7 separate regions of the Mus musculus genome follow, and all the other regions are linked to region 5. The links are chromatin loops, found by intact Hi-C in ENCODE. Cell type or tissue: heart. All regions are shown on one strand. Region 1 has its middle 46 kb from the start of Gm40658. Region 2 holds the start of Gm40659 (a long non-coding RNA gene). Region 3 has its middle 40 kb from the start of Gm40661. Region 4 has its middle 56 kb from the start of Gm40659. Region 5 has its middle 57 kb from the start of Akr1e1. Region 6 has its middle 34 kb from the start of Gm35615. Region 7 has its middle 51 kb from the start of Gm40661.

Region 1 (4,000 bases), 100 kb before region 5:
CTGGTTAGGTCTGTCAGCAGATGAGAACATATGCACCATGGATCATGCATGGAACTTGCTGAACATAGTCTAAGAGCTGAATCTTACAAATTAATGACATAAGAAAATAAATGATTTAATAAGCAAAAGTCATATTAAAGCCACCAAGGTACGTTTTCTCATTCAAAACAAGAATTAGGCTATTTTATTCCTGATGAAATGATAGTATGTGACCAAAACAGTCAAAGACAAAGGAAGGGCAAAGTTCCTTTTAATTAACTGAAGTTGTCTTTCAGATATAAATGCATACAGAAAGCCACTCTATGATGTATGTATTAATGATGATACAAGTGGTTGCATTTAAAACCCATAATCTGAGGATTGCCCTCTCTGGCTCTGTGAATACTGAAATATTATTTCTACAATTGGGTTCAATGCCCAACATACGTTAAATGGTGCAAGGTGGTATCATGTCTCTAATCCTCACAAAAGAGAAATAGCACATAGAGGATTAAAAGGTGAAGACCAACCTCAATAGGCCAGCCTGGATGGCATGAGATCCTTTCTAGGCAAAGTAAACATACAGTACTAGTTACTGTAACACCTTCTTCCAATACTTGCTATTTTTTTTCCTTCAACTTTCTGAAAAGCTACTGTTCTTGAGAAGGAACAAGAAAGAGCTGTATATGCAGGTTCATAATGCTGGCTCCATTAACCACTCTACTCTATAAGCACAATGAAGTTAGACTTTCTCCAAAGCACCCCTTTGGCTTCTTGGGGTGTATATGGCCCCCGAGGGCTTTGTTTTAGTTCTGGTCTTGTGACTCACAGGTTCAACATGACATTCTCCTTATTCTGCTCCTGTCTTTGCTGTTTACAGAACAGCAATGAACACCTCTCCTGTTCCCAGCCTGAGTTAGCTCCAAGAATCTCATACTCTTCTTTATCTGTTCTTGGCTGACACATGGATTATCTCTTGTGTCAGCTGCAGTTGCCAGTGTGCCTTGGCAATGTGAACTAAGCTGAATTCATATGACTCTGAGAATAGAGTTGGCTTGAACTCCCTATTACCAAGGTTGCATCACAATCCAGTATATTCATACGCCTGAATGATCTGAGCACTGTTGAAGAATCAAATCCCATTTCCTTGTAATATACTGGCCTTCTATCCAGTCTCCACTTCTATCTATAAAACCACGTGTAGAAACACATGTTCACATAAACGTATATTGGTTTTGATTAAATGTTTATTCAACCGCCACCGTGTCTTATAGCTACCTATCATTCAGAAAAGAAAATGATTTCACAATTGTAAAGTGCTACCTGGTAGGTTGTCTCTATGCCTTTTCTTCAATGTTCCTTAATTTGTCACAGAAGAGTTTTGACTGAAAACTTTAAAATGTTTATTTAATTTTAAAAGCAGTCTAAATAAAACCATTTTGAATAATTTAAAGCATGTTTGGCATAAGAATGACACAAATAGGCATTAAAAAAAAATAACCCTCAGGCACCTGCATATGACCTCAACTATGCTATTTTTCCCTCCTTGCATTTATGACTTCTATCAGCATTTCCCAGATTTTCCTCTTCCTGTAAACATGAGCTGCCAGACCATTTAAGGAAGTTAACTCAGAGCTGACTCTCCCAGGATCCTTGTTTTCAGAAGAAAAAGGCAAATCCTTTGCCCTAGTTGCCCCTGCCCCCACTCCACTCCACCCCACTCCACCCCACCCCACCCCGCATACCAAATCCAAATAGCTCTTGGGACAGGACAAACCCACTGTAAGAAGTAAACACTTAACAGGAAGTCTCACATAGCAACAGTCTCCAGGCACTAGAGGCATGAGTCATGCTGAGCACGCGGACCACAGCGCCTCTCCAGGGTTTACCAAGCTCTGACTCAAGAGTGGAGTCCAATTACAGAGACATTTCACAGGGCTCAGCACACTGGTGATGTCAGCTGATCCAGTTACAGTTGGGGGATCAGCAGGATTCAAACAAGAGGAGTGTTCATTCAGAGTTCCAGTCAGAGATTCCAGAGGCCCTGCCAAGTAAATGGAGGTTGCAATGAAAAAGCCACCTATAATAGAAAGTACTGGAAGTCCCGCTTAGCTGTTGCCTCAGGAGCAAACGGATCCCTGTCATTATGCGATTTGTCACTTCAGGGTAGTGTAGGGAACACCAGACTAGGTTTCACTGACTTCTTGGCTTTCTTGACATCTATGTGTTAAAAGATCTGCTGGAGGAAAGGGTCTATTTTTACTCATCATTGCTTCTCCATCTGTTTGCTATTTTCTATAAACAGAGATTAGCGTCCTGCGCGTGAGCCTATTTTAATCAGCGAACTAGCAGAGCCAAAGAGTAACAGGACGATATGAACATTCTGTTTCACAACAGAGCTTGCAATTCCTGAAGGACCTTCAAGCTATTCAAAAGAGGACAGCTTTAAAAACAATAACCGTGAAGGAGCATTACATCAACTTTAATGAATACATTTAATGAGTAATACATATATATCAAGCACAAATATATATATATATATATATATATATATATATATATATATGTGTGTGTGTGTGTGTGTGTGTGTGTGTGTGTGTGTGTGTATGTGTATACACATGCACAGACACACACACATATACACACACACAATCTTAGGAAAAATATTCTCAAAAAATTCTTACCATACTTTTTTGTTCTGTTCTCTTTCTATATGCTTTAAGAGCAATTTATGAATAAAAGCCCACAATAATACTGTGCTGAACACAGACTGATCTCACATTCTTAAATAAAGATACTTGTGTTATGTGTTCTTAAGATGTCCATACAAAAACCCAGAAGAAAAGGTATCTCAAAGTAGAAGGATTGCTGAAAGGGAAATACAAAGTCTTGTGGAAAGTACATAAAAATTGCTGAAATGTAACAACTGGCACTGTGGGTAAAGTGAAGTGACTTTTGCAGAAACATCTTCACCACCACACACATGAGTGAGCATCTAGAACCCTGCTAAATCATCATCTTTCTAATGGATGAGTGTGTAATGTGTAACTGGTGGGTTTTGTTAAGAACATAAGAAACGAATGTTGTTCTCTCTTGCGTAAGTGATGTCCTGTGTCTAGAAATGTCAGTGTTTAGCCTTAAGTGCTAAAGCTCTGTTTCTTTTTTTTATAATTAGGTATTTTCCTCGTTTACATTTTCAATGCTATCCCAAAGGTCCCCCATACCCACCCCCCCAATCCCCTACCCACCCACTCCCCCTTTTTGGCCCTGGCGTTCCCCTGTACTGGGGCATATAAAGTTTGCAAGTCCAATGGGCCTCTATTTGCAGTGGTGGCCGACTAGGCCATCTTTTGATACATATGCAGCTAAAGACAAGAGCTCCCGGGTACTGGTTAGTTCATATTGTTGTTCCACCTATAGGGTTGCAGTTCCCTTTAGCTCCTTGGGTAATTTCTCTAGCTCCTCCATTGGGGGCCGTGGGACCCATCCAATAGCTGACTGTGATCATCCACTTCTGTGTTTGCTAGACCCCGGCATAGTCTCACAAGAGAGAGCTATATCTGGGTCCTTTCAGCAAAATCTTGCTAGTGTATGCAATGGTGTCAGCGTTTGGAAGCTGATTATGGGATGGATCCCTGCATATGGCAATCACTAGATGGTCCATCCTTTCGTCACAGCTCCAAATTTTGTCTCTGTAACTCCTTCCATGGGTGTTTTGTTCCCATTTCTAAGAAAGGGTAAAGTGTCCACACTTTGGTCTTCGTTCTTCTTGAATTTCATTTGTTTGGCAAGTTGTATCTTATATCTTGGGTATCCTAAGTTTCTGGGCTAATATCCACTTATCAGTGAGTACATATTGTGTGAGTTCCTTTGTGATTGGGTTACTTCACTCAGGATGATACCCTCCAGGTCCATCCATTTGCCTAGGAATTTCATAAATTCATTTTTTTAAATAGCTGAGTAGTACTCCATTGTGTAAATGTACCACATTTTCTGTATCCATTCCTCTGTTGAGGGGCAT
Region 2 (4,000 bases), 590 kb before region 5:
TTTAAAATTACATATTCTTACATAGAAATATTTACTATTAAATATATAACAGTAAGTACCCATTATCATATTATGCAATTAAAACTACTTGCTACTTACCTTTAAAAAAAGGAATAAGAAAAAAACACACTCTCAAATGAAGTGGATCTTCCTGACTAGGATACCTTTGTTAAGGATGAATATAAGAGTAAGTGTCCAAGAAATATGAACGTATGCATTTTTATATTACACAAAAATTTTCTATCATGTGTCAATCAATATATGTGGTCAGAAATAGAAAAAAAAAAAAACAACGGAAATCACAATTGTAAGAACATAATAAGACCAGTGTGTGATGGGACAGAGGGAATTCAAAAAATTTGGGGGCATTCAATCTGGTTTCTCGGAAAGAACTTTCTAAACACCAGGCATTCGGTGCTAACACCAGGCAGTTGGGTATCCCAGCTTCCTACCACACATGTGTTCAAATATCAACTCTACCCTTTACTTACCTTCAGATCTGCTAGAAAGCCAAGTCCCCAGATGTGTCTTCTGTGGAGGAAAATAATGGTAACACCCTAATTCTGAAATCTGTAGAAGATGCATGCAGAAAGCCTGAAACAAACTCTCAAAACCTGAAGAGAGATCATGAAACAGTGCTGAGTACTCGGGACTAGGAAAGACAGCACACCTAATTGTGGTCAACTCTTGACACAGCAGTGCGGGACTTCTTCATGCCCTACTCCTAGGTCAGATCAGGAGAATGTTCCCTAGAGAATTGTATCAGGTCACTGAAGAGTTCTGTCTAAAACTAAAGGTTCTGTTTTCTGCCCCCATTCTCTCCTCAGTGCTGTCTGATTCAATTTAAGAGTAGTGGCAACCATTACTGTCTTCGGACAAAAGTGAATGAGTGGGGCTTGTTTTGCCCACCGCTATGCCCTTCAACTCAGCTGATGTTGTGGGCCACAGGATGCCGAAGCATCTTTAATCTTACAAGAAGTTTGGAATACAGATTTCAAACAGCAATATACCCTGCCGGCCTCTGACATCCTGTGGCTGGCTGACTCATTTGGTTCCTTTTAATTCATGACTGCTTCCAAGTTTTTACAATGCTCTGCAGCCTACAAAACAGGGCCACGTGCAGTAGTTTTTCTTTGGATCTTAAAAACGAATCCAAGTTTATTAGGATAGTCTCTGGGTTTGATCCCCAATATTGTAAAATACAAGGGAAAGTACAAACAAAAATACTGTTTTGAAACCTGCCAGTTGCATTTTCTGTGGCTAGCAAGCAGAAAGCTTATGAGGTAGGATCTGGCTGCATCTTCAAACCTTTCACTGTCCACAGCATTTGATTCTTTTCAGTGGTTTGCTCTCGAAAGTTCTTATTTATGTTAGCTGCATCCTCAATTTATTTTGTGGTCTGAACACTAACCACTGAAGACAGCCTGTGGCCATTGTCTGCTGAACTGTGCAGAACAATCCACTAAATGAAATCCTGTTATTTTAAGAAGTCAAGGCCCATAATTCTCCTGGCATTTTTTCACACAGTTAATGTTGCCAAGACCCTGGGCATTGTTGAGTATAAGCTGCCATGATAGTCATGCCAAACTCTGCTTGCCTTTTCCATCATAGCCAATTTTTAATCCACTCTCTTCTGCTAGTGTAGATGTTCTTTTGGGTTTTTTTTCTTATACAAGTGAGAAAATTCTGGAGTCTCTCAAAGTACAAGACGAAATACCTCCCTTTCCTACTTTAAGAAAGCTAATGCATAAACACTTTTAAAGTATTATTCCTTGTGAATCCACTAAACCTAGTGAGGTTGTCTTTCACTTCTACAACTACACAAACTAATAAGTATTGGACAAAAGTGCACAACATTTCCATGAGGAGTAAAAATAGACCCATTACTTTCTTTCTCCTGATTCTGTATTTCCTTTGTCACTAGTAGTTTATCTGAGTTCACTGTTATCCTGGGTATTCATGACAGTTTATTAATTTTGGAAATACAATTTAACTATTACAAACTACTAGACAGATCTTTAAATATTTGTCAGCTATTTATTATTGATTTTACAATTTCTTCTAGGTTTATACAAATCTAATTAGATTCGTTCTGTCTCTTACATTAATATATTATTATGCCAACCACAGTTGTCACTAGCAAATGGGATTAGTGATTTATGTTGAATTTATATTTTACAGAGAAATCATTGGTCTTTTATGATTTCTTCACCAATATAATCAAATTAAAAAATAAAGCCAAGGCAAACCAATAAGCTAATGTAAAATGCTGAGCATTAATTTGTTTTCTATCACTATAACAGATAATCAAGTTATAAAGTGAAAGGGTTTATTGTGGCTTAGAGTCTGAGATTTTAGCTCATGATTGATTAGGCCCATTTCTTGGGGCCAGGATTAACATAACTTGAAGTTGGTAGAAGAACAAAATTATGCCCTGGAAATTAAAGAGAGAAGAAAAGATCTGGGTCCCAATACATAACCAAAGATGAACCTCTAAGTCTGAGACCTCCATTCTTTTTACATCACCTAATGTTTTCACTCACCCCCAAGAGCACCAAGGTGGACATCAAGGCTTTAGCAAGAAGGTCTTCTAGGAGCAGTCATAGCCAACTATATTTTCCAAAGGGTCTTATAATGTACGACAAGCTACTTAACTCAGTGCCATTTTCTTCACTCATATTTAGAAAACAAAAGTACAAATCTGAACAAAATTGATAACCCAGAGAACCATGTGATTTATCAAATCATCTCCTTGAAAATGGCTCCATATTTCCCTAGGCTGTGTACTCATACAGTAAATCATTGATTGCTAATTACTACCATAAGCACAATCCACAATCTCAAACATTTCATTTAAAAATATCTAACATGGGAAGCTCAAAGACTTGCATTGTGAAAGTGGCTGCTCCAGCCTCCTGAGTTTTACAATTAACATTGTTATCTGTCCCTTCTTCTTATCTATTTTGTTCATTCTTCTGTCCATAATTCAAGCTATTACGAGTGCAGTTTATGAAGCAGAGTTATCTAGTTTTCCATCCATAAAAGCTTGGGGAGCAGTGCATTTAGACAGGGAAAGCACATTAGTACAGTGGCTGGTACATCCCACTACACTGACAACATTAGGGTCTCATGTAGATGCTAATATGTTCCAATAACTGGCACAAAGAAAAGGAGCTCAGCTATGATAACAGTCGTGGCTGTTGTGTATGTTTAAACAATTGAATCATGTTATTCAACAAACTTCAGCCTGGGCACAAGGCAGACATTTTGTTCACAAGTCCCCAGTCTTCATGGCCACATAATCCTAGGCAGTGCAAGGTGCCAGGCTGGTGTTACCAATGGGTCAGAGTATAACCTGTCACCTTGACACAGCCATTCAAGATAGAGTAAACTAACTTCCTAAATACCCCAATAATTCTTCAAAGTGTTTTCATCAGTGACTCCTTATTAGTAATAAGATACAAACTCAATGAGTTTTGGACTCATGGCACTCAATTCCATCACAGGCTTTCTTAGGTGTGCAATTTGTGGAATTCTCTATATGTGTCATAAGAGAACACAAATTCGGCTTTCATTATCATTTTAATGACATCAAGAAATTTGTCAGCCTGGATTTACAGCCTGGAAATATAAACAGTCAGAAAACTTAGTTATCAATGAAAGAATAAAGCAATTCTGGCTAATGTGCCATATCTAGATGGCTGGAAATAAATACATGGTTGTATAGGTGTACAGCAGGAGCACACTGCTGTCTGAGATCCAAGACTAGAAATGAGAAGAATAAGGAGAAGAAATGAAAATCAGGTCCGGTATCACCATTTTCTGAATATTGGATTTTTCTGGCATAAACATTGCTTGAGTTTTGTCAGTGGATAAAAATCTAAACAGCATTAAAATCAATAGATGTCAGTGAACTTGATTTTTAAGTGTTTATTATTTCTTCATTTGTGTGTTTGAGTGCATGAGCACATGTTCATGTGCATGTATATAAGGAGCCCTG
Region 3 (4,000 bases), 930 kb before region 5:
ACCTTCACATAAAACCAGAGACACTGAAACTTATAGAGGAGAAAGTGGGAAGAGCTTTAAACATATGGGCACAGGAGAAAAATTCCTGAATAGAACGCCAATGGCTTGTACTGTAATATAAGAATTAACAAATGGGACCTCATAAAATTGCAAAGCTTCTATAAGGCAAAGGACACTGAAAACAAAAAGGCAACCAAGAGATTGGGAAAAGATCTTTACCAATCCTAAATCTGATATCTAATATATACAAAGAACTCAAGAAGTTAAGACTTCAGAAAACCAAATAACCCTATTTTAAAAATGGGGTACAGAGTTAAACTAAGAATTTTCAACTGAGGATTACTGAATGGCCAAGAAGCACCTAAAAAAATGTTCAGCATCTTTAGTCATCAGGGAAATGCAAGTCAAAGCAACTCTGAGATTCCACCTAATACCCATCAGAATAGCTAAGTTCAAAAATTCAGGTGACAGAAGATGCTGGGGAGGATGTGGAGAAAGAGGGACACTCCTCCATTGCTGGTGGGATTGCAAGCCAATACAACTACTCTGGCAATCAATTTTGCAGTTCCTCAGAAAATCGGACATAGTACTACCAGAGGATCCAGCAATACCACTCCTGGACACAGAAGATGTTCCAACATGTCATAAGGACACATGCTCCACTATGTTCATAGCAGCCTTATTTATAATAGCCAGAAGCTGGAAAGAATCCAGATGTCCCTCAACAGAGGAATGGATACAGAAAATGTGGTATATTTACACAATGGATTACTACCCAGCAATTAAAAACAATGAATTTATGAAATTCTTAGACAAATGGATGTATCTGGAGGATATCATCCTGAGTGAGGTAACCCACACAAAAGAACACACATGGTATGCACTTACTGATAAGTGGATCATTAGCCCAGAAGCTCGGAAAACCCAAGATACAATTCTCAAAACACATGAAACTCAAGGAGAAGGAAGACCAAAGTCTGCATACTTCGGTCCTTCTTAGAAGGTGGAACAAACTACTCATGGAAGGAATTACAGAGACAAAGTGTGGAGCAGAGACTGAAGGAATGACCATCCAGAGACTGACCCACCTGGGGATCCATTCCATAGACAACCACAAAACCCAGACAGTATTGTGGATGCCAACAAGAGCTTGTTGACAGGAGTCTGATATAACTGTCTCCTGAGAGGCTATGTCAGTGCCTAATACAGAAGTGGATCCTCACAGCCATCCATTGGACAGAGCACAGGGAACCCAATGAAGGAGCTAGAGAAAGTATGCAAGGAGCTGAAGGGGTTTGAAGCCCCATAAAAGGAACAACAATATGAATTAACTAGTATCTCCAGAGCTCCCTGGGACTAAACTACCAATTAAAGAAAACACATGGTGGAACTCATGGCTCTAGCTACATATATAGCAGAGGATGGTCTAGTCTGTCATCAATGGGAAAAAAGGGCCTTGGTCTTGTGAAGGTTCTATGCCCAAGTATAGGGGAATGCCAGGGCCAGGAAGCAGGAGTTGGTGGGTTGGTGAGCAGGGGGAGGGGGATGAGGATAGGGGGCTTTTGGAGGGGAAACTAGGAAAGGGGATAACATTTGAAATGTAAATAAGGAAAATATCTAATAAAAAAATAGATTCACGTATAGCCCGAGCAAGAACTTAACTCCCAGTCTCAGTTTATCACAGGTTTACATAACTCCATGATCATCTTTGACTGCATATCAATAACAATGTGGCTCCAACATTTCCAGTAATTTCATTTGCTACATACACTGTGCAGAAAAAAAAATGCTCTCTACTTGGAGTTCTCAACAAGTCTGAGGAAATCAAGTTTGACCATAGAGTAGAATAATGTTCAATTGTCTCTTGTAAAGGTACCTATGCTACTACTTAAGTGCATATTCTCATATTGACCAGATTTATTATAAATTCAAACCACAGTTCAAATCGTAGTTTTTTAAACTGAGAGTTTAAACTCTCAAATTCAGAAACAAGGTATTATTTCCTAAAACTACACTAACTTAGCATGCTAATGGTAGAGATTTCTGTCTGTCTGCTGTGCTGTCACAGCTCTCTAAATGAAGGCCCACAGTAGTTTCTGAATAAAGAACTGGTGAATTACCAACAATGGAAAAGGCAATGATAGGACAGAAGATTATGTGCATGCAGAATCATGCCTTTGTACAACCCAGCTGTGGAATCTTGTTGTGTATTGCCCTGTGGAGAGCTATTTGTCAGGGCTCATTAGTCTTGGGTCATGTTGATTCTACTCATTATTTTTTTCATCCATTCAGATCCGTCTTCTTCTCCCACAAAGCCTCAGAACACCTTATCTCTCTGTAGCAACTCTTCTAGACATTTCCTTTTCTGCAGTGGAAGGAAGCGATTGCATGTGTTCAGACACATTGCCAGTTGCCAAGAAGGTCTATTTCTGGCTCTCTTCATTCATCAGCAGGAAGTACCCAAAGCAGTAGCAGCTAATCAGCATTTCGTGGACATCAACAAGTTTATATCTGCTGATGAGGTCACACTGTTTCACTAGTATTTCATGAACTCAAGGAAATCATGCAAAAATAATAAATACACTCGAAGGAAAGATGTAACATTATAGAATTCATCGGTCACTGGCCATAGGGGCACTCTTAATGGTGAGTAATTCAAATTGTTTCCTGGTTCAGTCTTATCACTCTGAGCCTCTGGTTTTCAAGGAAATAGGGAAACATGGAAAGTTCAGAAAACATTGAAAGAAAAACCAGCCTATTGTTTCAATTCCTTAGGAAAGGAGGCACAAATAAAAAATTTTATTCTTTGATTATCACTTTGGAGGGTTGATTATCAGCATTTTGAAAGTGAAAGCCATGCTCCATCAGAAGAGGATAGCTCATATTCCACTCAGAAAGATAAACCTGTCAGCATACACATCCCCAAGGTATTTGCTTCTTCCCATTCTTCGTGGGGAACTCTTGACAGTTAACAGTCATTGGAGGAAGGAGTATTATTTTCATGAGTGGCATAGCCGGTGACAAATCATTCTTATTGTAGTAAATAAGCTCCTCCCCTTACCCAGGCAGAAACACTCTCATTATTCAGAGTCCCTGAAGAAACTGACAAACAGTCAAAGGAGGCCCTTGTTCCCTCAAGCAGGAGAGGGAGGATGGAAGGAGGGTGCAATTGTGACTGAAAATCCAGGTCTGTGAATCAGTCTGGCAAACAATAAAATAACATAAAGAAGGAAAGGAAAGGTTTTTGTGTTGATATATAAATGGGTGTCAAGTTCTTCTTCTCTGTTTGAAAGAAGACTAGCTGATAAGTCCCTTGTTTTACCAGATTATAGTACTATAGGGAGACATCACTCTTTTCTTTTTCTTTTCTTTTCTTTTCTTTTCTTTTCTTTTCTTTTCTTTTCTTTTCTTTTCTTTCCTTTCCTTTCCTTTCCTTTCCTTTCCTTTTCTTTCTTTCTTTTTTTTTTTCCAAAAAACAAAACTGTGTTTCCTTTCCTTTTATGTGTTTGTGCCAGAAGCATCTGGCTGACTAACCCAGTCTCTGGCTCAGTTTCTTTTTGTTATTGCCCCTTCCTGAGCCTCTTGCTTTTCCAAATGCTGGAAGAAGAAATCCGACTTCCAACATCTGGGCGTATTCCCTCAGCTGTGCAAGGTTTGTGAAACTTATACTTTTTTAAAATCAGACCCAGAGTAATGAAAGCCTTCACATCAGCAGAGCAGAGAGGTCATGGTGGGGACCAGCTCACAACAGATTTTATAGCTGTTGATGCTGCCATGGCAAACACCACAGTCTGGGTAATTCACAAAAATGTCCACCACCTCACAGTTCAGGGTTTGGCAAGCCTACTATGAAGGAGTCACAAGGGATGATTTCTCTTGAGGCCCCCCATTTGGCCTAATAGTTGTCTATGCATTCTCTGGAACGTCTATCTTCTCTGGGGAAATGCTGCAGTTTTAGTCTATTTTTGTAGCAAACCCCTTAGATTGGAATACTTAGTTG
Region 4 (4,000 bases), 650 kb before region 5:
GAAATAGAACTGCAAGTGTTTGTGGAATACCCAGCTATTATGTCTTTGTAGTACTAGGAGCTACATGCTAGTCATCACGACTGTATAGTAACAACTGAGCCATTTCTCCATCCCTGGTTTTTAATTTTTTTGGGCCAAGGTGTTGTTGCTATGTCATTTTGGCTGGCCTTGGAATTGTATGTCTTATTCCTAATATTTCTGATTGCAAAGATTACAGAAAATACCAACATTCATACCTTAGTAGAAATTTTAAATTTGAGGAAACTTGCTTGAAGTAGGCAGGTTGTTACATGCATTTAAATAGGGGTGAAAGAAAGGATAACAATAGGCTCTCATCCTAAGGATTCCTCTTACATAGAGAAACTCAGGTTGCCACCTGATGATAATACTGCAATTTAACCAGCTAACACTAGGCACCATAAAATGACAGACTCTGCAATTCTATTCCCAACCTCACCAGAGGTCTCAAAATTAATTATTTTTTCTTGCCTGTGTTTGCTACAAGCTTTGGAAGCAACACAGACATTGAGAAATTTTGCAAACTAGCAAAAAGATAGTAAATTAGTGTAGTTCAGCACCAGCCATGCACTTGAGGAGAGTAAAATGTGGTGATTTTGAGGCCACAGTCGCTTAAGCTTGGTGCTCAGGGGCGTTGGTTAAAAGAGCTTATTAAGAAATTGTATGATGATGACTGCCGTGTCCATGCAGAGAAGAATAAGAACACTCTACTTGCTCGGTTGAATATGAGTCAAGCATATGCTTGCTCCAGTGGATATAGAAATGTCTGTGAAGGATAAATTATTTTATATGCTTTGGCTTTTAAGTAACTCCTATGGTTTTCTGTCCTGCAATCTGTCTCTTACACACACTGCTTAATGATTACATGCCTTTAGCTTTTTGCCAGGGAGCAAAATGAAAAGGAAAATAATTCCAATCATCAATCAAAGAGCCAATGAGTCAGCAGTGACAAGTCCAGTGCTCAAATCTCACATGAGAACTATCACATGCCTGTGCTGTGGATATAGACCTAAAACTGACATTCTTCTTTAACGTGTGAAGCCCTGGGTTTGATCTTCAGTGCCGTAAAATAGAGAAATGAACTAATATCACAAAGTCTTCATTCTGTGTCAGTATAACCCACACGTTTCTTCCTTAGGGTAACTATTAGAACAACCCAGTGTTGCTAGGACACTGATGGATGGGAGTGTGCTATGAATATGCCGTTAAAAAAAAATCAACATTCAGACAATAAAATATGCAAAAAATCAAACACAATTTGACTCTGTAATTATGATTGCTAACCATACTTGGTTCAAATAGATGTTTTTGTGTGATTATGTTTGGAGGTAAAAATATATAAATGTAAATACATGTATATACACATGCATATTTACACATATAAGTGCATATATGTTTTCACTTTTTTGTTTTATATTCAATTTGTAGATGGCATAAATATACATAAACACTAACTAGAGATGACTCTGACACTAAGCCCCCAATGGATATTAATCATTTATTTTTGTTCTGGTTTTGAGAATTGAATGGAATAAGTTTTAGCCCTATTTTTGAAAACAGCTAGAACTATTCTAGAGAGAAGTTTGCAAGTGGAGGGAAGAGATGACCTAATGCTTTGTCCCCTCTAAGTCTTTTGTTGTGCATTTCCTGAATTTTTGTAAGTTTGGCACTTACAATTTTGGATCCTGAACAATTACTCAGGAGGGACCTGCCAGGGCCTGCCTCACTAAAAGAACACAAACAGATCCAGGAAGTGACTTGGAGCTGTGAATCAAGCTAGCTACTGTCTGTGTCTTTGTTCTTCCTGAAGCTCGGGAACACATGGAATGGTGAGAATCAGAGGCTGACATTAAACACTGGCAAAATCTTTTTTAAAGAAAGATGCTTTGCTTCCACGAACTCATATAAGTATTTTGATATAAAGGAAGGGGGTGTCACAGAGAAGAATTGATGTAACCAAAACAAATTTTGCTTGAAAAATGCCTAATTTGATACCTAAGATATTGCATGATAATTTTAAAAAATGCATGTCACAGAGTGATTCTTGTCAGGGTGTATTAGACAACATAGTGAATTTCAAAGTTAAATATTAATTTTAGTTTCTGGTTTTGCTGCTCAGGATTTCCATTCAGCATTTGTAGAATTTCAGAGTGTGCTTTATGCCAGCAGATAAAAAGGGTAGCTAGGGTTCCTTAGAGGGTTAACAGTTCCTGACCATGGCAGCACAAATGTCATGCCTAAGAACCATAATTTGATCATTTATATTTCATGTAATGTTAGAAATTTGTATTTTTGTGTGAAAAAAATAATAGAGGCATGGAAAACAGACTAGATGTGTAGCTCAGTCGGTAGCATGAGCACCTAGCAAGCACACAATTCTGGGTTCAGTTCCCAACACCACATACAACTGTGCATGGTGGTAAAGCCTTCCATCGCAGCACTTTGAGGATGGAGGCAGGAGATCAAAAGCTTGAGATCATCCTCAGCTATACAGCAAGCTCAGGGCCAGGCTTAGCTCCTGTCTCAGGACTTAAAAGAAATGTAGGAGGATAATATGAAGGCAGACAAAAGATTAAAAGTTCTGAAATAACACATTCTTCCCTCTTACAGATAACAAATGCCTCACATTTGTCTTGTCACTCTTTTTATATTTTGGGGTAACTTCATTTGTACCTATTCAAAAATCTTCAAGGGTATTTTTTCTATTGTCTCATTTAAGGAATGTGACTCATGCAGCATATTCTGCTTTGTAAGTACTTGGTCGTCAATATTGTACACAACACTTTCTATTTCCAGGACAGACATTGCTTTACTGTGACAACAGAATTATTTACCTGGGTTCAAAAACCAGTGTTGGTGGTACAGGGTCTCTTTGATATCATTTTATGAGCCTGCATAATGGATTCTTTAGTGGCTGGGCAATCATACTTCCAGTTTAAAGCCAGTGGGTCCAGCCGCTGCTGTCCACACAAATGCCTCATGCCTCTGAAAGCAGTAGCTATCCCAGTTTCAGTCTGCAAAGAAGATTACCAGCCAGTTCTGGAAGGTTATGCAGCAACCACAGAGGCAGAGGGATCCCATTGAACTTGTACAGCAATTGATACCGCAGCTGCAAAGTAAACCCAGCAGAAGCGATGAGCCCACTGGCAGTTGCATACATGTAAACTCTCAAAAATAGCATTGTTGGAAATTAATGGCCTTTATGCATTGCCCCACTTTTTTTTCTACAAAAATCAGAGCATTGGGGAAGAAGAAGATGATATTTTAATGTGTTGATATAACATATAGCAAAGAATTAAGTGTCCTTAAAGGGAAACACAGGCCTGTATACCAGAGTGATAACCAAAGAGAAGCAGTGGACTGAGGACCCCTGCAGCGTCTGTCCTGCCTCACTCAGCAAGGATAGTTCTGGTACAGATGGCGGCAGCTTGTATGCTCTACAGCTCTCATGGAGACTGTCTCCCTGTGACAATACTGTTTACCCACCTTCTAAATCCCTGCCTCACTTCTGCTGCTTTAAACCCATTCCCTTTCTCCTGTTTTCTGGGTTATGTCTTTCTCTTCAGTTGCTAAACCCCCAACTCTCTTGAGAAAACAAAACAAAAATCTCGCTCTCATGTTACACATCAAAAAAAAAAAGTCTGTTTCTTCGCTCGTTGTCTCTTTTATCTTTCCTTGTTTTCTGTTCTCATTTCTAGAAGTTGCCATTTGAGCATATTTTACAGGTGTTAGATATTCCTTTAAACAAGATTTCATCTGTGTCTTTTAAGTCATTTCCCTCTAATGTGGCTTCTTTTCTTCTTCCCCTTCTGCTTCGTTTACTTGTTCTCTTTTGACGTTAAGTTTGAGGCTTCCCTCAAATATCTGCAAATGAGATTATTTGGAAAGACTCCGTGTTTGTCTTGAACTTTATTGGATACTAGCAAATTGTTCTCCCGGGAAACTTCATGTCAGGAGCAGAAAATGAGCATTCTTGTGACCG
Region 5 (4,000 bases):
AAAGCAACAAAACATATATTTTCTGTGGATTAAAACAAACAACAACCAAAAAAAAGAGGAAAGAAAGAGAAAAAAAGTAGATAAGAATTTTTCTTCAACAATTTTGATTTTCTAGAAATTCTTTTTTCTCACCTATCCTGGTTACTTTAATAGTCAACTTCAGAGTCATTTGAGAAAAGAGGCCTTAAATGAGGAATGCCTTTGATAAGCTGAAAGTATGCAGGAATTTTCTAGAGGACTTGTCTTAATGGTCAATTGATATTGGGGACCCAGAATACTGTGAGCAGCATAATTCCCTAGGCTGGTGGTCCTGATATGTGTAAAAAATCTGTGCATGAGCCTGTGAGTAAACCCGCAAACAACATTCTTCCATGATTTCTACTTCAAGTTCTGACTTCAGTTTCTGCCTGGAATTACTTCGGTGATGTATTTTAAAGTACGAGACGAATTAAACCCTTTTCTTTTCTATACTGCTTTTGATCATTGTTTTATCACAGCAGCAGAAAGGAAACAAAAGCATCACTTTCGTAAGAAGGGTGTTTAATTAATCATTTTCAACAGAAATTATCATTTACAATCTGGCAGAGAACTTTTATAATAGTTGGCATTATCATCATGAAAAAATGAGAAATAAATTAATTTTAACATACTAATTGTACTTACTTGTTAGTAATTTCATATGCTAACTATTCTCCAGAGGCTGGCCGCACCTTCATGGATGAGGTAATTATCTGAAGTCCATGGCTATCATCAACTTTCTGTCATGTTAATTTATCAGCTGTGGTGATTACTATTGATAGAATGTATGTTCCTTCTGACCTCAACCTCCCATTATGCCTTTCTTTCTATAATATAAGCATGATTTTCAATATGAATGCTTACACTGTGAATAGTATACGTCCATTACCCTTTAGCAACATTGTCAAAGTTATATCTTCCTAATCATTTCTTTTACTGTGAAATCGGTTGACTCTACAGGAAACATCTTCACAGTCTGAATTAAATGTGTGAACAACAGCTCTTTCTCTTTACTACAGAAATAGCTAGAGGGTGGACAGGAAACATTTGGCAAAATGTCTTTCTCAGGTCACACAACACAAACGGAAGGAAGCTATGTTCTCACTGAAAATGCCATTCCTCAAATGACTTATGTCTCAGAAAATGTGACCAATGCACTAAATAAACATAGATAGACATATATTTTCATTAATGATCACATACCTCCCAAATTTTTATTACGTGGCTGGTAGAGAACTCAACTAACAATATGGCTAATTCTATCCATCATGGATGTATTTAAGTAAGGTGCTCTCTAAGCACCTCCACTGTAGGTAGTTCAAGGTCACAAATCTCAGATTTCATAGCCATTAAAGCAAGACTTGTACCAGGAAGACCTTAAGATGGGGGGGTGGGGGGAATCAGATATTATGTTAACAGTGGTATAATTACTTTAGCACGATTATTAAATGTTTCGTGGTTATATTTTTAAAGATTAATTTTCAATAATTTCTTATTTTAGGACCATTAAGAACTCATAGGCAATGAGAGGGAATGATTGACATTTTCTGTCAGAGGTAAATTTAAAATGGGCTGTTGCGCCATCTGCTGGCAGTTCTAAAGCCATCCAATTGAGAAGCTAATCTCGTTCACATTTTTAACAGCGTGTTTCATTTTTACCCCTGCTCTCTCTCTCTCTCTGGCAAGGCTTTCAAAAATGCTTTCTGAACCTCATGTAAGGTGAGCATAAATGCCAATAACTATGATTCTTTAAAAAATAATGTGAAGTTGTGAGCTTTACATCACATGCATTATTCGTCTTTTCACGTGTTTTAATGAGGTACAGAATTTTTCTTTTTTAAACGCATACCACTTTGGATTTTTTGGTATAAAAAAATGGATCATTTGGACGCTGACAACTAGTATTTAAAATGGAACCTCCCACCCCCAACTCAAGTCTCACTCCAGGAAGCTAAAAGCTGCAAAATGAAGCGGCTTCCCTGGCTACAATCATCTAACCATACTTTTTCCCATAGGCATGCTAACAGAGTCTTTCCCAAAATGACACTTTGTGATGTGTCATACATATGCATGATTCCATCCTGCCAAGGAGCAGGAAGCAACGCAAGTGCTTTTCTGAAAGGGATGATTTGAGTCAAAGTTGTGATGAATACAAGTACATTAATGAACAAAGAACAAAGGAAATTCCTTTCCATAAAAAAAAAAAAAAAAGAATGCATTTTTTTGGTATAACATCAAAGAGATAATTAAAAAGCATAGTTCTTTATTTGACATTGTGCATCTCTTTGAACTGTCAGGATACACAGGGAATGGTGTTTTGTGTCTATGGAAAGGGAGAAGAAATGTGTCTCTTTTAGGGTAAATAAAAGGGGCACATAGTTTTGGTGACTTTAAATAATTCTAATATTGAAAAAACATACCCTTATTCTCCCATTACCAATCACTGAAAATAAACAGCAAGTTTTGGGGAAGGTCCACTTCATCAAGTTTGCAGAATTGCTACCTCAGAACATGTTCCACGGTCAGCTGAAAGTGACTTGAGAAGAGTAAAGATATCGATAAATTCTGGAATCAAAAATCTGTCCTTGAATTAGGACACAGAGGACAATTCTACAAATGTTACATAACCATATGCAGTGTTTGGAAACAATCATGAAACTAAACAGCTAAACTGCTGATATACACTGTGGTCATGACTGTAAGCAAATTTTTTTTTTAAATGAATCCTTATTTAATACATCCCATGAAGAATGGCTAACAGGTCCATGACAGAGCTTTGTGAAAACAGTTAAGGATCTTCATGAGAATGGGAGCCTTGGGAGTTGAAACTCCCTCTGAGACCTGGACCATTGGTGATGTCTTTACAAGGATGGCAAGGCTATGCTTCAGAAAATGCAAATCCCTTTTAGCTTCTATGAAATACTTCATTAGTATGAATATAGTGGTGCAGTTTGGATTGCCAACCCCAATCCCATCATTTCCTTTGTCTCCACACTCCCTTCCATCTACCTCTACTTAGAAACAGTAGTACATTGGTACATGGATATAAAATAAAGCAATAATTATCAGTCACAAATAAATTCACTACAGGAACCCCCTGAATATGATGTATATTCCCTTCTGGGGCTAAATACCATTTTGTTTCTGAAGTCAACAACAATAACCAAATAACCCAGTGCTTCCAAAAACTAACAAATACTCATTTCCATTTCTCCAGCTCTAGTTGAGTGGCTGGGTTGACTATGTTCCTCTTTTGGTTGCTTTCGAGTTTATATGAATTTAATGGGTGGGGTAAATATTTACAGTCAAGCATGAGTGTATCCACAGGACAATCACCTTGGCCCAGATCTCAAGAGGTTTAACATATTAAGGCTGACCAGGGAAAACAATCAAAATATCAATAAGGGCGCAATCAAATCCTGCTAAGGGCTATAGAAGCCATGTCTATTAAAAAAGTCAGTGAACAGGAAGACACTGGAAACCCATCAGATAACCCAGTTAATCTTTTTTATTCTCACATAGCATGAAACCAAAGGGAATTTTCAAGAACCAATCTAAGTGTGGACAAATTATAAAATGCTAAATAAAATTTTAAATACAAATTTACTATAGTCAAACATGCAAAGACATAAATTTATCAGCGATAATATTTTTATTCAAAATGTAATCACACTGATCCTTTGGAATCTGTTCTTATGTTGACTTAAAAATAATAGTCAACTTTATAGTGTACAGAAATCCCCTTTAAAATCCTCCCCATTCAAATATCATTCCCACTTTCTCAGTTCTATCTTTAAGGTCACTGACTGACAATGTGACCACAGAGACTCAGAATTATGCTTGCTAGATGTTTACATCTTTCTTTCAAAAATGAGGGAGGGAGTAATACACCTCAGGCTTTACATTATTTTTAAGTTTATTTCAAAATTAGCAGATCATTATATATATATATATATACATATATATATATATATATATATAT
Region 6 (4,000 bases), 1.6 Mb before region 5:
CTCTGACTTTGGTACATAAAACTAAAATGAGTCATCCAAACCTATCTGAATGTTACTATGCTGTGATATGCAGAAAAGACAAAGTTTCTCAAGTGCTTCTGATTTAGTTAATGGTCCTGTATCTGCCTTGTATCTGAGACATTATGATGGTTTTTCTCTGTAATGTTCTCCCCATGAGGTCAAGATTTTAACATGTAATCCAATGTTTGTAGCACCATGCTGAAGGCTAGAAGTTTTTATAGATTGGTACCTGAGTTGTGGAAATAGGTTACTATGGAGATACTCACCACCCTTGATTCTCATCTCATTTCCTCCACTATTTGGTTAGGTATTGTTCTAGCTCAAATTTTTTTGTTGCTATACCAATAACCTAGCCAAAAAAAAAATCACTTAGGGGAAAAAGAGTTTATTTAGTTCACAGTTCCTGGTTACAATCCATCATAAAAAAGAAGGCAAGGTGGCAGGAATTTAAAATAGCTAATCACATCCCATCCACATTCAAGAGCAGAGAAAGTATCAGTGTAAACATGATTCTTCATGCTCAGCACCCTTGCTACACTTACACAGACAGAACCTCCTGGCTATAGCATGGTGCCACCCACTGTAGACTAGGTCTTTCTATATTAATTAATAATTAAGACCCTCATAGACATGCCCACAGGAAAACAGATTTAGAAGATTTCTAATTGAACCTCTCTTCTCAAGTGATTCTAAATTATGTCTACTAGGCAATTAAAACTGTGACAGCCCTCATGTAAAAAAGCGTTTGCCACATGCCACATTGTTATGAAGTGCTTGAGTCCTCTGAAATCCTGAGCAAAAATAAACCCTTACTTTAGGTTGTTTATGTCAGGCTGGAGTGATGACTCAGTGGGTAAAGTGCTTGGTTGCTATATAAACATAAGGACTTGGAATTTAGATCTCTATCACCCATGGAAAGGCCAGGCATAGCAGCACATATTTCCAACCTAATTAGGAGTCAGAGACAAGTGGACTCCAGGAGTTCACTGTTCAGTAAGCTTAGCCAAACATCCAGATCAAGGGTCAGTGAGAGACTTTGTTACCACTCCCTCAAATAAGGTAATGAGTGATAGAGAAAGATAACCAATGTCAACCTCTTTTCTCCAAATGTGCATGCACCACACACATACAGATTTTTATGAAAAGTTGTTTCTGACATATATTGGTCATGATGAGAACAGTTAACTAATGTGAAGGTTAACACATACTTGCTTACCTCATTTCCTGCCTTTCAGGAGTCTTATTCTTATCTTGTTGGATAGAAAGCAGGACATGACTCAATGGTAGTGTGGTTATATTGACTTTAACCTAAGTGCTATGGAGGTAGTCCAAGGCAGAGGAGTAATTCTACTAGAGGAATTATACATATTGGGAAATAGGTAGGACATGAGATATTTCTCAAGTGACATATAATCAACTCCTCAGATGATGTCACTGGATGAGTATTCAGATTTCCCATCAGGGGATGGATCCTACACTCTATATTAAAAAGTAATGTCAAATCCCTGTGGTCTTACTTTCTACTATTCTCAATGCTCCCATGGCTAGATGAAATACCATGGGTAGCCAATAGTAGTAGCGATGTGTCTCTGTGCTTGAACGCTGTTTGAAGACAAACCTTCTTGAAGACTTTGTATGAGCCTCTGCAAGGGAAAGGTCTGGAAAGACAATTATACGCAGTGCATTTCAACCCATATGGCTGAGTCATGTAGAGAAAAGGATCAAGGTCACATTGTGGGGATATCCCGAGGTGCAGGACAAGGAAGTTAAGTCCTCTTCCTTTCACCCAGCTGGCTCATTCCCAAGGCAGAATTGCCAGATGGATGAACTCATACAGATCTAAAAGGAACCATACAAATGGTTGTTTTATTCGCAGTCATCAGATGTCAATTTCACCTCTCCTTATACTTCTGTCTATAGATAATTTGAACCATTTCAGGTGATAAGAGGCCTGTTAAAACCATTATGTTGTTGTTGTTATTGGGGTTTTTGTTTGTGTGTGTAGTGTGTGTATGTGTGTATAAACTGTAACTCATTTATTTTCACAAGACATTACCCATAAATTGTGTATTGAAATCCTATGGGCAAAACTCCCACTAGAATTTGCCTCCCTTGGCAGATGAGTAAGCCGACACATTGCGTGCTAACCTCATAGTTTTCTCTTTATAGAAAAATCAACCCCTTGGGGGAAAGCAGACATCATGCCTCTTGTATCCTCAAATCCTGAGAACTCGTAGGCCTGAACTAAAAGAGCTGGAAGATCCATCTTGAGGAATGTCTATGACCTCTTGGTGTTTGTTCTTTGGCTGTCAGATTTGTAAATACCTCCACAGTCTCACTGATGGAGTGCATCCTGCTTGTTGCTGATTGTGGACTCTGTGTGACAGGCCTGCTGAGAGCTCACTGAGAAGACAGGAATGTGTTAGGGAGTCACATTATACTTAGAACATTACACGTGTCATTGTACCTCAGTCTAAATACAAACTCAGGCTCCTAACTTTATCCAATTTCTACAAATAAATACATTGGTTATTTTTCTCATTCCTCTGACTACAAAACTATACAAAAGCAACTTAAGGGTCAAAAAGATTTATTTTGGCTCATGGTTTCAGAGAGGAAGTTCATCATTGGCAGGAAGGCATGGAAAACTAGTTCAATGGATGTGGGAATGGAGAGCAGAGTACTTCAAACATGGTGAAGCAAGAATCAAAGTATCACCTTTAATGTCTTGTGCTTACCAGATAGGAACAGCACCCAGAGGATCCACAGTCTGTCAAGGAGCATCACCCACTGAGGACCAATCACATGCACCCATTGGAGGCAGTTTGCATTCAAATCATGAAGAGAAGGAAAGCAACACTTTTCTTGGGTTTGGTGACCTTCTAGAAGTTTCACAGGCTCTAAAAAATGAAGTTGTAATCCTACTTATTTCATCTAGCTTGGAGTCTGCCATTTGCACTGGACAGCTCACCTGTCTCATGGACACCACAGCAATTTTGTTTCCTCTGCCTATTAGCCTCAACATCAATCTCTTTCTCATGCCTTCCTGTACATCAAACTCTCTACCTCAGTTACCTTCTTCTCTGGATGGGAATCTAGGTCTACTCCTTATTGTCAATAGCTTGAATCTGCTTTCTCTCCACTTTCTCCCTCATTAACAAGACAATGTGGTCAATATCTCTTTTGCAAGTTATTAAGGAGATGAGATGAATTGCTTCTTATTAACATTGTGTGTACAGTGTTAGTATGTAGTGCCCATGCCCTGGTGTGTATTTGAAGGTTAAAGGACATCTTTGTGAAGTTGATTCTGTGCTTCCATTTTTTCTATGGGTTCCAGAGATTGAATTCAGGCCACAAGGCTTACACAGTAAGAGCTTTTCGAGTCTGAGCCAAGTCCCTAGCCCAAGATGAAATGCTTCTTATAGATTTCTAGTTCCTTCACTCTCCTTACAGAGAAGTGTTATTCCTAAACCTCCTACACATGAGTATCCCCCAATTAACGTATCAAAAGGCATATTGGTGTAAACATAATTCAGATTAACAGCCCAAGGCACACAACTTCTGTTCAAAGAAAACCTTTCCTTCAATATGTGAACTTCAAAGGTTTAGAGGCCTGGAGATTAACTGGCAATAATGAGATGAACAAAAGAGTCAGGATTTATACATGTATTTGAACAACCATTCAATAAATAGGAAATATTGGAAGATAAGCAGCTGAAGGAAGGTGATACTGATTTGTGCTAATTTTTTGAGGTGGTATCATGGTGGGGAAAATATCATGGTTGACTGCTACATGGTAGAAAGAGAGAGCTAAAACCATGTGCTTGTATATCACATGACTCATAAATATAAATATTTTTAATAGAAAGGGGTTTAGCTGTTATTCTCAAGGCCTGAGCCTCCCTTCCCAGGTAATCTATTTCCTGTAATCAGAAAATAGATTCCACAGCTTCCCAATTTCTCATGACAGCACTGCTCC
Region 7 (4,000 bases), 940 kb before region 5:
GGAGCTGAATTTCCAAGAAAAAAATAATGCAAATTTGTGTTAAAGACTTTGCAAGGCTTAGCAACTGATTAAAACTTCCATGACTGTGGAAAGCTGGGGGTTAATATTTCTAGAGCCAAATTGTCTTGGATATTCTTTGCCTTCTTGATAGCTATGTATTGTCTATCTCTGTATTTGACATAACACCCTTGGGACTATTCGGTAAAATCATTTCTAAAATGTTCAAAGATCCTTAGCATCTACCATTCCAAACATCAGGTGATATTGAAAGCCATAAGAGATTTTCCTGTTTTTCTATATCCTACCTACTGCATATTTCCTCCAGTGCATTTGAAAATCTTCCAACTTATCATTTCTATTGATTGATTGATGTAGAAACATCTTGCAACCGTCACCACATTATGACATGTTATTTTGGGTGACCTATATCTGTGTTCCTGGGTCATGGTTACTCATATTTGGCTCCAGAATAAACCATCTTTTATTCCCTTTGAAAAGAGAACTGTTTTGTTGTTGGTTTCTTTTGTTTTGATTTTGTTTCCCAATGACAGGCTTTTCTACTTGTTTGCATGAATGAACTTCTTAGGTTTTACAACTACCCTGGGAGGTAGGTACATTGCTGGTACTTGCTTTTCAAATAAAAACAATTGTCATGTAAAAGACTGGACACTTTCTCTAATCCATAGAGCAGACTGGCCTGAAACTCACAGAAGACAGAGCTGTTCTTCTCCTTTTGGTCACCACTACACACCAGTCATCTGTGACTTTGGGGTGGGCATCTGTTGTCAGTTTCAATTTTAGTGTGCCTTCTTGAAACTTTTTATTTCTTCTTGGACCACAGTGTAGTGAAAATATGCTGACATACCTTGGTTTGAAAACCTAATCATTACAACAGACTGAAGTCATGTAGTCACAATGTAGTTAGGCAGGGATTAGAAATCTCAAGTTGATTTTACAAATATTAACTCTCACTTCACACATGTATGTGCTCAGGTGGATGAAGAGCAGATATTTGGACCAAACATTGTATGGTCAGCACAGGGATAAGCAAAGTTCTACTTGGTTACAGTGTTGCATAATTCATACAGCCCTGTATATCTGTCTGGTGATGGTAATCTGAAGCAGGACCCAGCTGTCAGAGCTCATGATGGAAACCGGGAATATAAAGTAAAGGTTCTGGTAAGTGTGGCTGCCTGGACCTGGGGGTTATGCTGAGTGTCTGTATACAAGGCCCTGGGCTAAACAAGCAAGTGTAAAGCCCAGGATAAGTTCTGCCTCTGATTATGTCTTCTTGCCTAGAAGCTGTTCTCTAAAAAGCTGACATGACTGCGGTCCTTCCTCCTTATGTTGGAGACTGTGCCTTGGACACTGCACACTACACACTCTAGAATGTGGTAATCTAAGAGAGAAACACGGCTTCTAGCCTAGCCCAGAAATCAGAGATTGAATTTGTAGTCATAGCTCTGTAACAGAGAACTCTCAGTGATGAGGATAGGTGGCGTGATAGAATGCTTCTCAGAAACACTGCGCCCATGTCTCCTTTTCTTGAAAATCCCTGTTCTATGTTTTTGAAGACCCATTTATGCATTTATACTTCCATTCAAGGTGGGAATTTTAGACATGTCTGCAGCCTTTGCTTCATTGCATTTCCTGTGCCACAGCAGTGGCCTAGAATCTATATGGACACCAAGCTACAATGCCAAGGCCAACATGATACTACTCAGTATGGACAGGATAGTTCTTTTTCCTTATCTAATTCCTCACCAGAAAATATTTGCCCAACAAAGTACCCAACGAATCTAAAGACAAGTTTACGTGAAACAAGCTTAAATCTTTATTTGTGCAATGTCTTTAATTCCTCCTTATCTTACTGCAGCCTTCCAATCTTCCTTTAAAACTACTTGAAGCAATGTTTAAGAGAAGCTAACTGCAGGATGCCCAGTCACACTCAGAGCAGGAAAGAGTTCTGTGTGGGTTAAAGAGCTGAAGTCATGGTCACATGGGAATGTCAGGAGCAATTAGCTATTCATGGGCGAGACAAGAACGGAATGTCCCTAAATAGAGGAAATGTTATTCTTAGATTTCAACTGAGAGAAGGAATGTGGAAAGTTATTGACAGGGAAGCTTTAGCATGTGTAACAGGCCTTTATTTTAAAATTGCACACACACAGTTACATTGTTCCTACGTGCAGAAAATGAGATAAATATACACATAGATACAGTCAGACAAATGCAGTCACATATACGCAGAGAGATAGACATGTACATACTCCTACAAATACACAGTCACAGCAGACACACAGAGAGACAAAAACACCCAGAGACAGAGCACTCAGTCAAAGGCAAGTGCATAGTCACACACATACACAGTTATTCAAACACACACAGACAGGGAGAAAGACACATAACCCAGAGATACACATCGAGATATGTGTACATGTTTACACACTATGACAGATATACTCACATAAACATACAGATACAACTCAAATGCACAAACACAGACTTACACACAGATACAAACACACACATTATTCCCCCCACCCCCACACACACTTACACACTGTCCTCCTGATTTTTCTTAGCATAAGTATATGTGGGACATTTTGCACACTTATCGTTCTCCTATGATAGAGCAGTGTTATGGAGACTAGGAGATTGGTTACAACTGTCTTCCATTGTTATAACTCTCTGAAATCCTATCTTTATTTGCAATTTCATTAAATTCAATGAGAACAGCCATTTGCTGTTGATAATTCTAGTGCTGATCCTCAAACGTGTTATTTTAAGTGGTTCATATCCTCCATGTGGGCTTTGAAACATCTGTTCAGACCAGAACATATCAGCAAAAAACATATTTTTTCTTTTCTTAGTCTGAGTCCAGATGGCTACATTTATGTACCATGTACCATAAGTTTCAATTATGTACTGTGATTTAATCTATTTTATTTTTATATCCCTAATAAAACTAATTATTTAAGAAAATAAGGACTCCTAATATATTCATAATGGACTGTGGTGAAAATGAAAGTGCCATGTGTGTGAATGTTTTTGCTAAGACGCCATCCTTAAAAAGGATGTTTCACATTTAGTGTTAAAATAAATCAGTGTGTAAAATCCATAATTAAAGAAAAGTTTAAACATTTCCTTTGAATGGACATGCTAAATGTAAACAAAACCAGCTTCACCAGAATTGCACTTTCTAAGAAGAAAATCATTGAAATTACAAGGGAATAATAACTTAATTAAAATATAATGAGTCATTTATCATAGAAATGTAAAATGAAGTAATGTTTCTCTTTAATCACTCTTTAGACCACAGTGGCCAATGTAAATGAGTACAAATGTGGACTTGGAAGTAACATTGCTTCAACAAGGATGGTTAATTCTATTTCAGAAAAATAATGTTCCAAGCCCCACTGGGATACTCTTACTTTCAAAGTAGGATCACTTTGTCAGTCATTCTGTGTGTGTGTGTGTGGGTGTGGGTGTGTGTGTGTGTGTGTGTGTGTGTGTGTGTGTGTGTGTGTGTGTATGTCTATGTTTTTGTGTTCTTGTGTGTGTGTGTGTGTGTGGGTGTGTGTGGGTGTGTGTGTGTGTGTGTCTATGTTTTTGTGTTCTTATGTGTGTGTGTGCTTGCATGTGTGTGCACATGCCCGTGGAGGCCAGACTTTGCTTATGAGTGTCTTCTTTGATAGCTCTCCATGTTATTTAGCAAACGGGGAATTCCTGACTGAGGCTAGTCCAGCCAGCCTATCCCTGGAAATCTCCATCTCTCTCTCCTAAGTGTTAGGACTTCAAACTTCCAAGTATTCTCTTCTTCAATTTTATACAGATCCAAACTCTTATTTTCATGTTTATACAATACCTCTTTTATCCACTGAGCCAGCTCTACATTTTCTGGATCATTAATGAAATCAACATAGACTGTTATATATTTTTTTCTCAGGAATTCACATAATTACAAATAATGCAAATTTCAGTCATGGTCATCATAATA

Evidence for each region. Hi-C counts contacts between places; a loop is a spot of excess contacts. Peaks named below come from ENCODE experiments on the same cell type or tissue, not always from the same donor. Only the 100,000 strongest peaks of a DNase experiment are listed, where the experiment ranks them.
Region 1: it touches region 5 in a loop (5-fold over the local background); 10 of 42 quality-filtered maps call a loop at or near these places.
Region 2: a loop joins it to region 5, with 4 times the contacts of the local background. A loop is called at or near these places in 2 of 42 quality-filtered maps.
Region 3: a loop joins it to region 5, with 5 times the contacts of the local background. A loop is called at or near these places in 5 of 42 quality-filtered maps.
Region 4: a loop joins it to region 5, with 4 times the contacts of the local background. A loop is called at or near these places in 5 of 42 quality-filtered maps.
Region 6: a loop joins it to region 5, with 2.2 times the contacts of the local background. A loop is called at or near these places in 2 of 42 quality-filtered maps.
Region 7: a loop joins it to region 5, with 4 times the contacts of the local background. A loop is called at or near these places in 5 of 42 quality-filtered maps.

The regions. Positions count from the first base shown.
Region 1 is chr13:4,769,490-4,773,489 of GRCm38, reverse strand. No RefSeq gene overlaps it. Among named protein-coding and RNA genes, the nearest start is that of Gm40658, 46 kb to the right of the region's middle. In heart, a CTCF peak has its summit at 1,856; DNase peaks (open chromatin) are centred at 919 and 1,839; H3K4me3 peaks cover 853 bases; H3K27ac peaks cover 1,580 bases.
Region 2 is chr13:5,255,545-5,259,544 of GRCm38, reverse strand. It overlaps Gm40659 (a long non-coding RNA gene), which reads right to left and starts at 743. Exons shown (of 3, transcript XR_873108.1): 1 at 492-743. In heart, no CTCF peak of the experiment used is centred here; no DNase peak of the experiment used is centred here.
Region 3 is chr13:5,591,068-5,595,067 of GRCm38, reverse strand. No RefSeq gene overlaps it. Among named protein-coding and RNA genes, the nearest start is that of Gm40661, 40 kb to the right of the region's middle. In heart, no CTCF peak of the experiment used is centred here; a DNase peak (open chromatin) is centred at 2,407.
Region 4 is chr13:5,312,914-5,316,913 of GRCm38, reverse strand. No RefSeq gene overlaps it. Among named protein-coding and RNA genes, the nearest start is that of Gm40659, 56 kb to the right of the region's middle. In heart, no CTCF peak of the experiment used is centred here; a DNase peak (open chromatin) is centred at 1,753.
Region 5 is chr13:4,664,580-4,668,579 of GRCm38, reverse strand. No RefSeq gene overlaps it. Among named protein-coding and RNA genes, the nearest start is that of Akr1e1, 57 kb to the right of the region's middle. In heart, a CTCF peak has its summit at 1,605 (motif pointing left); no DNase peak of the experiment used is centred here.
Region 6 is chr13:6,253,272-6,257,271 of GRCm38, reverse strand. No RefSeq gene overlaps it. Among named protein-coding and RNA genes, the nearest start is that of Gm35615, 34 kb to the left of the region's middle. In heart, no CTCF peak of the experiment used is centred here; a DNase peak (open chromatin) is centred at 1,761.
Region 7 is chr13:5,602,416-5,606,415 of GRCm38, reverse strand. No RefSeq gene overlaps it. Among named protein-coding and RNA genes, the nearest start is that of Gm40661, 51 kb to the right of the region's middle. In heart, no CTCF peak of the experiment used is centred here; a DNase peak (open chromatin) is centred at 1,985; H3K27ac peaks cover 1,749 bases.